Regions from separate parts of the Homo sapiens genome. Here region 1 is linked to region 2. Evidence: read pairs that join two places in POLR2A ChIA-PET (ENCODE). Cell type or tissue: MCF 10A. All regions are shown on one strand. Links, peaks and the distances in the headings refer to the core of each region. The heading gives the core; the rest is flanking DNA.

Region 1 (5,600 bases), core at 595-4,594, 140 kb after region 2:
CGGGATTACAGTGGCTTAGGAGTCAGACACACTTGGGTTTCAGTCTTAACACCATAACTTATTGGCTGCAAAACCGTGGGTGAGTTAATTTCTCTATATCTTAGTTTTCTCATTTGAAAAAAAAAAAAAAAAGAGCCACGAAGAGCACCTCCCACAGGTCTCCCCCAGGGTTGAGACCATACACACCATGTCCTTGGTTCAGAGTCAGGCACATTTGAACTGTTTAATACATTTTAACTGCTATTTTTATTAAACCCTTTCAATCGAGGCAAATCAACCTCTTTCATCCTAAAATGTGGGGATTAGATGGAATGACTTTAATCAACTCTTTTGAGACAAGACACCTTTGGACCCTGAAGCCTCCCTGGGTGCTGGCCACCCCTCCGGGGAGGAGGCATCCGTGGGTGCAGCTGGTACTCCTGCATGAGGACCCAGAGGGTCAGGGTCGGGGACTCCTTCTGCTGCAGGACAGCGCTGACCCCAGGCTTCTTACCCGCCCCCGACCTGTTACCCGGCGACAGTCCCCGCCGCCCCGTCGCCGGGCACAGACTCAGCCGATCCACAGCCATGAGTGCGAAGCCTCTCAGGCAGGGCAGGCAGGCAAACCGCAAACCCACAGGGCGCACCCAGCCCCGCCGCTTCCTCCCGGGCCTCGCCCGCAGCTGGAGGAGAGAGGAAGGAGGAGGCGGCGGGCAGCGGGCAGCGCCCACCCCATCCCACCCCATCCCACCCCACCCGACCCCGCGGGCCCGGCCGCCCGAGCCCGGCCCCAGCCCTGACCCCGGAGTCCCGGTCGCTCACCTTGAAGGACATCCTGCACATGTCCGCGGCCGCCCGAGCGGGAGCCGGCGCGCTTTGGGCCCGGGGCGCCTTGTCCTCCCCGGCCCTTCACTCTCCCGGGGCTCTCGGCGTTCCGCAGAGGGGCGGCCTCCGACGCCGCGCGCTCCCGCCGCCCGGCCCGGCAGCAGCCGCCGCACACAGGGCCGGGCCGAAGGGGCGGCGCGGGGGCGCGCGCGCGCGCACACTACACATGGGGTGTCGCGTGGACGCGCTCCAGGACCTGCCACACACGCGCGTGCACAAACACCCCAAACTCCGCACGCACTGTGCACTTTCCACACACGTCCACACTTCCACACTCACTCGTCCACACACACACTCCAAACTCCACACACATTGTGCATACGCTCCACATTCCACACACACAGAGGTTCCACACACATACTTTCCACACTCACGCCCACTCACCCGCATGTACTCACACACAAACTCCATACATATCCTCCCAAATAGACTGGTCTGCCCCAGAGGACTCCCAACCTTCATTACAGCACAAATATTATAATGATGTAAAAATGAAGCTTGAGGAAAAAATTCATCCAATAGCTATTTTCGTTATAATTTCTTTCTCGGTTTCCTGGGAAACTTTTTTCTCCTGGGGAAAATATCTAGGAAACAAACCTTTTGATTGCACAAACAATAAGTGGTCTTTTCCTCTTTGAAGGGCAAAGGCCAATTTTGGAATAGACTCATACCCCTCCTCCTCCTCCGCGTTATTAATCCAGCAGTTCCCTCCTCCTCTGGGTCTGATGCTGCAGCCCTGGAGTATTGCAGTATGTGTGTCCACTCCTGCTGCCTGCCCAGGATTGGTTTGGGCGAAGTAAAACTGGGAGTTTTAAGTATAAACGGCAACAACAGCTCTTTGAGAGCATTTTAGAAAAGTGAAAGTAAAAAAGTAGCCCAGGCATAGTGGCTCACGCCTATAATCCCAACTCTTTGGGAGGCCAAAGGCGGGCAGATCACTTGAGTCCAGGAGTTCGAGATCAGACTGGCCAACATGGCAAAACTCTATCTCTACTAAAAATACAAAAATTAGCCAGGCGTGGTGGTGCGCACCTGTAGTCCCAGCTACTCGGGAGGCTGAGGTGGGAGGATCGCTTGAACCTGGGAGGTTGAGGCTGCAGTGAGCCAAGATTCGGTCACTGCACTCCAGCCTGGGCAACAGAGCAAGACTCTGCCTCAAAAATAAAAATAAAAACAAAACAAAAAAATAGTATAAAAATGGAGGTCTTACCCCCTCAAACTATAAGAATCCACTCATTCATTCTCCCCCTCCTTCCCTCTTCTCAATTAAATTTGTAACGAATATTTAATTTAAAAGGTAGAAAACAATTACAAATAAAAGTTAATGATAAAAATTAAAATGTTTAACCTTCATGGATAAATTGTATTACTTTGTGCTTAAAACAACTTTAAATTAAAAACATTCTGAACTTTTATAGAAAATTCCAATTTTAAAAATAAGGACTCTAAACATTTTCCTTGCCTTGAGTGCCTATAAATGACACAGTTTTTAAGTTGCCACACAACGTTATTATATAAAAATCAAGCATCAGAGGTTTTGCTTTAATAGTTTTTTGTTTGTTTGTTTGTTTTTTCTTCTCAGATGGAGTTTCGCTCTTTTGCCCAGGCTGAAGTGAAGTGGCATGATCCTGGCTCACTGCAACCTCCACCCCCCGGGTTCAAGCAATTCTCCTGCCTCAGCCTCTCGAGTAGCTGGTATTATAGGCTCCTGTCACCGTGCCCAGCTAATTTTTGTATTTTTAGTAGAGACAGGGTTTCGCCATGTTGGCCAGGCTGGTCTCGAACTACTGACCTCAGGTGATCCACCTGGTTCGGCCTCCCAAGGTGCTAGGATTACAAACGTGAGCCACCGCGCCTGGTCTGCTTTAATAGTTTTGATAAATAAAAGGGAGAAAGGAAAGAACTAATATTTTGAGTGTTTTCTAGGTACAAGGTGCTTTCCTTATAAACATTTTATGGGGTGAGTATTAACCCATTCCACGGATGAAAAAACTAAGATTCTGAGAGATTGGAGTAATTTGCTAATAAGTGATAGGGCTAGGTGTTTGTCTAGCTCCAAAGCCTGTTTCCTTTCCGTTACACTTGAGCTCAAAGCTGCTTTTCTCTGGCCAGGGTGCTGATGGGATTCTTGTCAGTCTCTGGAAAGAACGTGCCTAACACCGTCTGACACACGCGGTTAAACTCATCTTCATATAAACAGCTCTGAAATGGAACAAAGCTCTCATGGTCACAACAGGCAATTCTTTCTAAAATGGTCCACTCCAAACTTTAATAGTGACCCACTGGACCTAATACAAGATTTAATCTGCACGGCCCAGTTTTCTTATCCAAACATCTTCTCACTACCCAAACAGAGCCTCTCCATCCTTGTCATCCTGTCAAACAAAAGGGATAAAGGAAAAAACTAATATTTTGAGTGTTTTCTAGGTACAAGGTGCTTTCCTTATAAACATTTTATGAGGTAGGTATTATACCTATTCCATAGATGAAAAAAGTAAAATTCTGAGAAAATGGAATAATTTGCTAATAAGTGATAGAGCTAGGCGTTTGTCTAGCTCCAAAATCTTATCACTGCTCTCTTCCCACTACGGCTCTCTTTCATCTCCTCTCTTTTGTCTGCCAAATCCCAACCTACCCAGGGTGTTACCCCCAGCTCAAGTTCCTCTTCCTACACCCTGGTTCTCAGTCATCTTCCTCCCAACTTTGCTGAGCTCTTGCCATGGTTCTGCTCTACACCACATCCCTCAACCCTGATTCCACAGGGTCTGGTATTGCTCTCAGTTCTACTTCTGTTGCTTTTGATTTCTTCAGCAGAGTTGAAATTCTTCAAGGCCAGGCCCTGTGTCTTATGTATCTTTTATTTTCCCCAGGGGCTAATTTACGGCTGGAGGCATGGTAGATGGTCAAAACTTATTCATCATTGAATTAGTAAAAGAGTCAGGGGGTTGTGTTATCCAAATCTACCAAGTCAGAAGGCCCACTCTTATCCACAGACATGCATTACTCAGATGCACAGACATCTGTGTTGATCTCAAATGAGTCCATAGTCATTGTCACCTTCTGTTCACACCAGCACAGACCTTGATGTGTTTGGCCTCTATTTTGCACTGTCCCAGTTGATGGTCCAACAGGATTTGCCCTCGACAGAATTGAGAAGTAGGTCAATCTGGTCTACTGAGCTTTCTTTTTTTTTTCTTTTTTCTTTCTTTCTTTTTTTCAAGACGGAGTCTTGGTCTGTTACCCAGGCTGGAGTGCAGTGGCATGATCTTGGCTCACTGCAACCTCCACCTCCCGGGTTCAAGCGATTCACCTGCCTCAGCCTCCTGAGTAGCAGGGATTACAGGCACAGGCCACCAAACCCGGCTAATTTTTGTATTCTTAGTAGAGACGGGGTTTCACCATGTTGGCCAGGCTGGTCTCAAACTCTTGACCTCGTGATCTGCCAGCCTCTGCCTCCCAAAGTGCTGGGATTACAGGCATGAGCCACTGCGCCCAGCCTACTGAGCTTTCTAACACCCTTTTTGTAATCAGGCTCCTTCATCCAACTAAGAGTTCATGCTGGACATCTTTTCTGTCTTTATTCTCTGTCTACTTCCCCATCCCACATCTTTTAAAATTTTTGTATCTATTTATTTTTTATAAGGATAGGGTCTCTGTCACCCAGGCTGGAGTGCAGTGGCAGGATCACAGCTCACTGCAGCCTGGAATTCCTGGGCTCAAGCAATCCTAATGCCTCTGCCTTCTGAGTAGCTAGGACTACAGGCACATGCCACTATACCGTCTAATTTTTAAAAACATTTTTTTACAGATAGGATCTCGCTATGTTGTTCAAGCTGGTCTTGAACTCCTGGCCTCAAGCCATCCTCCCACCTCAGCCTCCCAAAGTGCTGGGATTACAGGCATGAGCCACCATGCCCAGCCCTTGTTTAATTTTTAATTTTTATTTAATTTTATTTTTTAGAGATGGGGCATCACTATATTGCCCAAGCTGGTCATTAAGTCATAGGCTCAAGTGATCCTCCCTGTCAGCTTCCCAAAGTGCTGGGATTACAGGTGCATGCCACTATGCCCAGCTTCCACCTCACATCTCCCAGCTAGTTAGCTCCGTCTCTCCTAACCTATTGGAATTTACCCTAGATGAGGCTTCTTGCAGTGGGGACTGTAGCAGACACAGCTTGGAGTAATCTACCCAACACCCATTGCTCCCTTCCTTTCCCTATCAGAATGTCAGTTTTGCTCAGTTTTGTCCATCATACTCCCCCTGGAGATTTGCTTAAGGGGAACATAGCCCTTTGTTCCATCCAAAGTCCTCTTGTTTAGGCTGGTGATAGTGCTTGAATTAGGTGTGGGCAGGTGACAAATTCTGATCTTTGAGATGTCAGAGGAGGTGTGTTGGGGGCTTTTGAGAAAGATTTCCTTGGTTGTAAGACATACCCAGGAGAAGATGGTCCTTATTCCTTGGGACACTGTACTGTACAAGTACAATGCCTGGAATGACTGCAGACACCTTGTGACCATAAGGAAAACTACCCCCTGAAGGTGGCAGAGCAGACCATGGTGTCACTAAGGCCCTGTGTTGACCAATGGGGAATTCTTATTTCTTTCTTTTTTCTTTGAGATGAAGTTTCGATCTTGTTGCCTAGGCTGGAGTGAAATGGCATTATTTCAGCTCACTGCAACCTCTGCCTCCTTGGGTTCAAGAGATTCTCCTGCCTCAGTCTCCTGAGTTGCTGGGA
Region 2 (5,600 bases), core at 651-4,650:
AAATATGTTTTAATATTGAATACACCCGTAACGTTTTCTGTTTGCCTTAGCTCTGTAACGCTGAAATTAACTTTGGCTGTAGGTTTGTTACTGTAACCTGGGATCACTTTTCTCTTTCTCACATTCCGTGTGACAGTGATGATGAATATTGCATTCTTTGGGACTGACAGTCACAGTAAGTGCTTCGGCTGTGGCTCTTAGGCTTACCCAAATCAGTCCTCCTTCTGTCTGGAGAGGTGGGGTTGGGAAGTCAGAAGAGTGGAGGTCAGGAATTCAGGAAAAGGGAAAGAAGTCATTTATTTGCTTCGTTTTGCCTTTTTCCAGTGTAATTGATTTTAAGATAGAACTGAAAGAATATTCAACACACACTCTCTCTCTTTTTTTTTTTTCCTTAAACAGAACTTTATTTTCTCACAGTTCTGGAGGCTAGAAGTTCAAGATCAAGATGTCTGCAGGTTTGCTTTCTTCTGAGGCCTCCCTCCTGGCAGGCCTCTTTGCAGATGGCCACCTTCTCACTGTGTTCTCACAGGGTCTTTCTTCTGTGCCTGTCCCTCGCAGCAGTCTCTCCCGGCTCTCTTTTGAAGGAGATTGGAGTGCAGAATTGGCTAGTCTGAGGTTTCAGTGTGCAAGACGTAGTCAGATGGCTCACATTTGGAACCCTAGTAGTAATGTTTTATTCTTTGTCCGATGGCATTGGGCGGGTTGACCCAGCCTGCAGTCAGGATTTCCTTGTACCGTTCACCCGGGAGTTCAGAATCGCACTCTGGCTGAAAGTTCAGCAAGAGCACCATTGTCAGCCTGACTGCCCTGTCTTGCTGGACCAGCCAAAAGCTTAGTTACTTTCTGGCACAGTTGGAGGAAGGAGCTGGTTCTTAACAGACGTTCAATTAGGTCTTTTGGCTTTCTGTGTTCTTTCAAGCTTCTTCCTTTTCCTTTGTAAATAATGTTAGTATTGAAAGAATAGATTTTGCCAAGTGATTGTCTTGTGTCTGCTGCCCACTTGGCATGAAGGTAACTGCTGGTGAATTGGGGGAAAAAAACTAAACATTTAGAACAAGCCTGTCCAACCCACGGTCTGTGGGCCACATGTGGCCCAGGACAGCTTTGAATGCAGCCCAACACAAATTCTTAAACTTTCTTAAAACATTATGAGATTTTTTTAATGATATTTTTTAAGCTCATCAGCTATTGTTAGTGTTAGTGTATTTTATGTGTGGCCCAAGACCATTCTTCTTCTTCCTCTTAAGGCCCAGGGAAGCCAAAACATTGGACACCCCTGGCTTAGAACCTTCAGCTCTGTTCCGGTGGTACAGGACCAGTTAGGAGGCATCAGGTTCTAACCATCTGGTCATAAGGGAACAGATGCGAGGCCTGGTCACAGTAACAGCCCGTGCAGAGATCAATAGGAGGAAATCAGGAATCCACTGAGGGTCTGGGGATCTAGGTAGTGTGGGCTGCAAAGCATTTTCAGAGGTTAGTGACTCTCCTTTTGTTTCCTGCTGGGCTGTGAGCCCTGGCGGCTTGATGCATCCGTGTGTCTTGCCCACTGTGCTGCCACTGGGTGGGCGTGCTCAGGAATTGAATGGGCCTGTTGAGAAAGATATAACCAGCACTTTTGGGAAGAGTCAGCCACCCTTTTTCTTTTTGTTTTGGGCCTGTTAGAACAGTGGGTCTCAATCTGACTACATATTAGGATCATCTGGGGGGCCTTAAAAATGAAAGCTCTCACCTGACAGTGTGTAGGTCAGCCACCCAAAGGTGAGGGCTGTGCACTCGGCGCAGACCTTGACACTTAGGTCCAAAGCGCGAGTGCTCTTCGCCAAAGCTTGTCTGCCTGGGCTCTTTCCTACCTTTGGGTGGTCTGTTCACAATGACCCTTTCTCTGACCAGCTGATTGAAACCTGCCTTCTGATTGTACCTGGGTAATTGGAACAGAACCAGGAGTCATGGTTAGCTTGTAGGGCTGCCTGCATGGCTCATGAGCAGTATAACTGGTTGTTAACGGTCCCTGTCATGTGAGGTTTTGGGGGTCTGCTTCCCAGACGAGCTCACTGTGCTTGGACCTACTCTATGCAATGGATAATCGAACTAATTATTTAGATAATTAAGTGGCTGGGCACAGTGGCTCATGCCTGTAATCGCAGCATGTTGGGAGGCTGAGGTGGGCAGATCACTTAAGCCCAGGAGTTGGAGACCAGCCTAGGTAACATAGACCTTGTCTTCACAAAAAAAAAAAAAAAAAAAAAAAAAAGAAAAAAAGTTAGGGCATGGTCACATGCCTGTAGTCCTAGCTACTCTGAAGGCTGAGGCAGGAGGACCACTTGAGCCAAGGAGTTCGTGGTTATAGTGGGCTATGATCAACTACTGCACTCAAGCCTGGACAGCAGAGCAACACCCTCTCTTAAAGAAAAAAAAAGATAATTAAGCTACAAGCCACATTTATTTGAAACATTCTCCGTGGATGATCTGGGTATTTGATTTTGAATCCTTCAAGTAAATTTCTCAGTTCCTTAACGTGCATATGTAAACGATCATGAGTCATCTTTGGTTATTAAAAATAACCCAAACCACAGTGATTGAAGCCTTGACATGCTTTCTTTTTCTTGGTGAGATTTTCCTGGATTGTTAGCTCCTTCCCCCTTCCTCCCCGTACGTGCTTTCAGTGAGACGGAACAGTTCATTTCTTCCTTGACTACAATTGAATAAACATTTCGTAATGACATTAAAAAGTATTGACTTTTGTGTCATAAGTACCAGCATTTGCAGCATTTTCTGACTGCATCGTTGCACTTATGTTTTCTCAATTTGTAGGTCCTGCTGCCGTGACCAGCCAGTCTCCTGTTCCATGTAAACTCTGTATCCTTTACTAAGGTGTGGCACCGTGCACAACAGGGCAAGTGGTCACCCTCAGAGAGTGGTCCTGAAGTCCTCCTCCGGGCAGCTGTGAATAACACTCCGAGAGCCACCCCGCAGGCAGCTTCCCTGACTGTCCAGGGGCCTCGCGTTTAGCGTGGACTCAGTACATGGTGGGCAGGGGCGAGTGCTAGCGGAAACTGGGTTTGCTTTTTGTTTTCATCTTTTCCTGGTTTAGAATTTCCTATAACATGTGGATTCTTCATCTTGGATTGTCTTTCAACCTGACATCATTATCAGCGCAAGCCAAGGTAGGTCAGCGGGGACAGTTGTCGTGTTACAACATGGTGCTTGTTGACTTTGGATCCCAGTTGTAGCCAGGGACGTTTTCAAGGTGAATCTCTTAGAAATGACCCCTCCTTTCAAGCGTGGGAATGGGATTTTTTTTTTTCACTTTATACGTTTTTTACTATATGTGCATTTTATCAAGAACATATACTACTTTTAATAATTAAAGCAACAACTAAGAATGCCATTCTCCTGCTTAAGCCCATTCTGGAAAAGCCAGACTCCACCCCAGGGTGGATGGAAAGCCGGACTCCACCCCAGGGTGTCTCCCTCATTTCTCCCATCGACCTTCCCACCGGTGTCCGTGCCCTTTTCTGTTCTGCATGAGCCCGGGAGGTGTGCTCCTCTTTCTGGCCTTGCTGAGGAAGCCTCCTCAGTCTGTTAATTGTCTCTTCCTGGGTAATCTCTTTATTAGAGAAATCTTTTTTTTTTTTTTTTTTTTTTTTGAGACGGAGTTTTGCTCGTTGCCCAGGCTGGAGTGCAATGGCGTGATCTTGGCTCACTGCAACCTCCGCCTCCCGGGTTCAAGCGATTCTCCTGCCTCAGCCTCCTGAATAGCTGGGATTACAGGCATGTGCCACCACGCCCAGCTAATTTTGTATTTTTAGTAGAGACGAGGTTTTTCCATGTTGGTCAGGCTGGTCTCAAACTCCCAACCTCAGGTGATCCGCCTGCCTCGGCCTCCCAAAGTGCTGGGATTACAGGCATGAGCCACTGTGCCCGGCCTAAAGAAATCTTATTTTTTTAAGGCAGGGTCTTGCTCCGTCACCCAGCCTGGAGTGCAGTAGTGCTATCTCAGCTTACTGCAGCCTTGAGCTCCTGGGCTCAGGCGATCCTCCTGCTTCAGCCTCCCAAGTAGCTGGGCCTACAGGCGCACATCACCACGCCCAGTTAATTTATTATAATAATAATAATAATTATTTTGAGACGGAATCTCGCTTTGTCACCAGGCTGGAGTGCAGTGGTGCCATCTCGGCTCACTGCAACCTCCAACTCCTGGGTTTAAGCGATTCTCCTGCCTCAGCCTCCCCAGTAGCTGGGATTACAGGCATGCGCCACCACACCCAGCTAATTTTTGTATTTTTAGTAGATACGGGGTTTCACCATGTTGGCCAGGATGGTCTCGATCTCCTGACCTCGTGATCTGCCCACCTCAGCCTCCCAAAGTGCTGGGATTACAGGTGTGAGCCACCACAGCCGGCCTATAATTTTTTTTTTGTAGAGACAGGGTCTTGCCATGTTGCCCCTGTGTCTCTAATACCTCGCCAGGCTGGTTATTAGAGAATCTCCTATGTTACTCTTTAATCCTCTGTGTATTTTCCTGCCTTTCCTCTGGAATTCCTAAGAACTCTTGAGGAGAGAATTAGCCCTGATGCTGTAGGCATCCACTGTATGTAATGCATTGTTGTGCCTTGTCTGTAACCCATAGCCTCATGTGACATCCACTGTATGTATGTAATGAAGTCATTTCTCTCCTGTGCATCTCGCTGGTGTTTTCCTGTACAGCTGCTCTGTACCTGCCTTGGGCCAACTGAAAAGGGGGTCACCCAGATGATTTTTTATGTGGCACTTCATTCTCCTGTGGCATCCCAATTGGGAAAGGCCACACCAGATGCTGGCAGTGTGGGTGATCAGTACATTTATGGGTCGATGAATGGATGAGTTATGATGTTCCATTGAGAGCCTCTGGAGTTACCTTTTAAACTAATGAGCTGTTGTAGGAGAAACCAAAGCACAGGACTGAAGTTGATGCCACGTGTTGACATCTTTTTCTATTTTAAACGTTAAAAGAGGGGCTAGGTCTAGGGAAGTCCCCGTTTGGAATGAAGGACTAGGAGCTACACCTTTGATGTGCCCCTGAATGCAGAGGTTACTTGGAAAAGAGTCAGCCAGGTGTGCGGTGGTTGGGCTGTCATCCTCCTGTGGTAGACACGCTCCTGAATTGCTCCTGAATGGCTCAGCTCTGCTTTGGTTAGGAAGGAAAAGCTACACTGACTGTACTTTGCGGCTTTTTATCACCACCTGCCACCCGCCCCGCAGATGTTTAGGGGAACCACTTTTGGGCTTTTGTTACGGTTTGCATCATACTGTTTTATTTGCTGCCTCTTAAAATCCAGGTTACCTCTGGAACCTCCAAGTGAAACTTGAGCCCATAGTAAATCTCTTACCAGACAAAGGAAGACTCATGGACTTTCTCCTCCAGAGAAAGGAATGCAAGATGGTCATCCTGTCTGTCTGTTCACAGAGTAAGTTGAATCCTTCCCCCTTGCTCTGATTCCAGTGTGAGGCCTGTGCTGCCCAACACTTTTTATCGGGATGTGGGCTACATTGTTGTGTCTTGTCTGTGACCCACAGCCTCATTCTTTATGTGAGGGGTGGCTATGTGACCCCCTAGGAAA

What was found. ChIA-PET counts read pairs that join two places held together with the same protein. Peaks named below come from ENCODE experiments on the same cell type or tissue, not always from the same donor. Only the 100,000 strongest peaks of a DNase experiment are listed, where the experiment ranks them.
Region 1: POLR2A ChIA-PET joins it to region 2 with 5 read pairs; 3 of 35 experiments call an interaction of 5 or more read pairs at or near these places.

Annotation. Positions count from the first base shown.
Region 1 is chr18:23,661,909-23,667,508 of GRCh38, forward strand. It overlaps ANKRD29 (ankyrin repeat domain 29), which reads right to left and starts at 1,003. Exons shown (of 10, transcript NM_173505.4): 1 at 802-1,003. The coding sequence starts at 822. In MCF 10A, for the core only: no CTCF peak of the experiment used is centred there; no DNase peak of the experiment used is centred there.
Region 2 is chr18:23,521,319-23,526,918 of GRCh38, forward strand. It overlaps RMC1 (regulator of MON1-CCZ1), which reads left to right. Exons shown (of 20, transcript NM_013326.5): 11 at 2,812-2,856; 12 at 3,111-3,164; 13 at 5,319-5,447. It also overlaps a transcript of NPC1 not described here. Among named protein-coding and RNA genes, the nearest start is that of RMC1, 21 kb to the left of the region's middle. In MCF 10A, for the core only: no CTCF peak of the experiment used is centred there; a DNase peak (open chromatin) is centred at 2,623.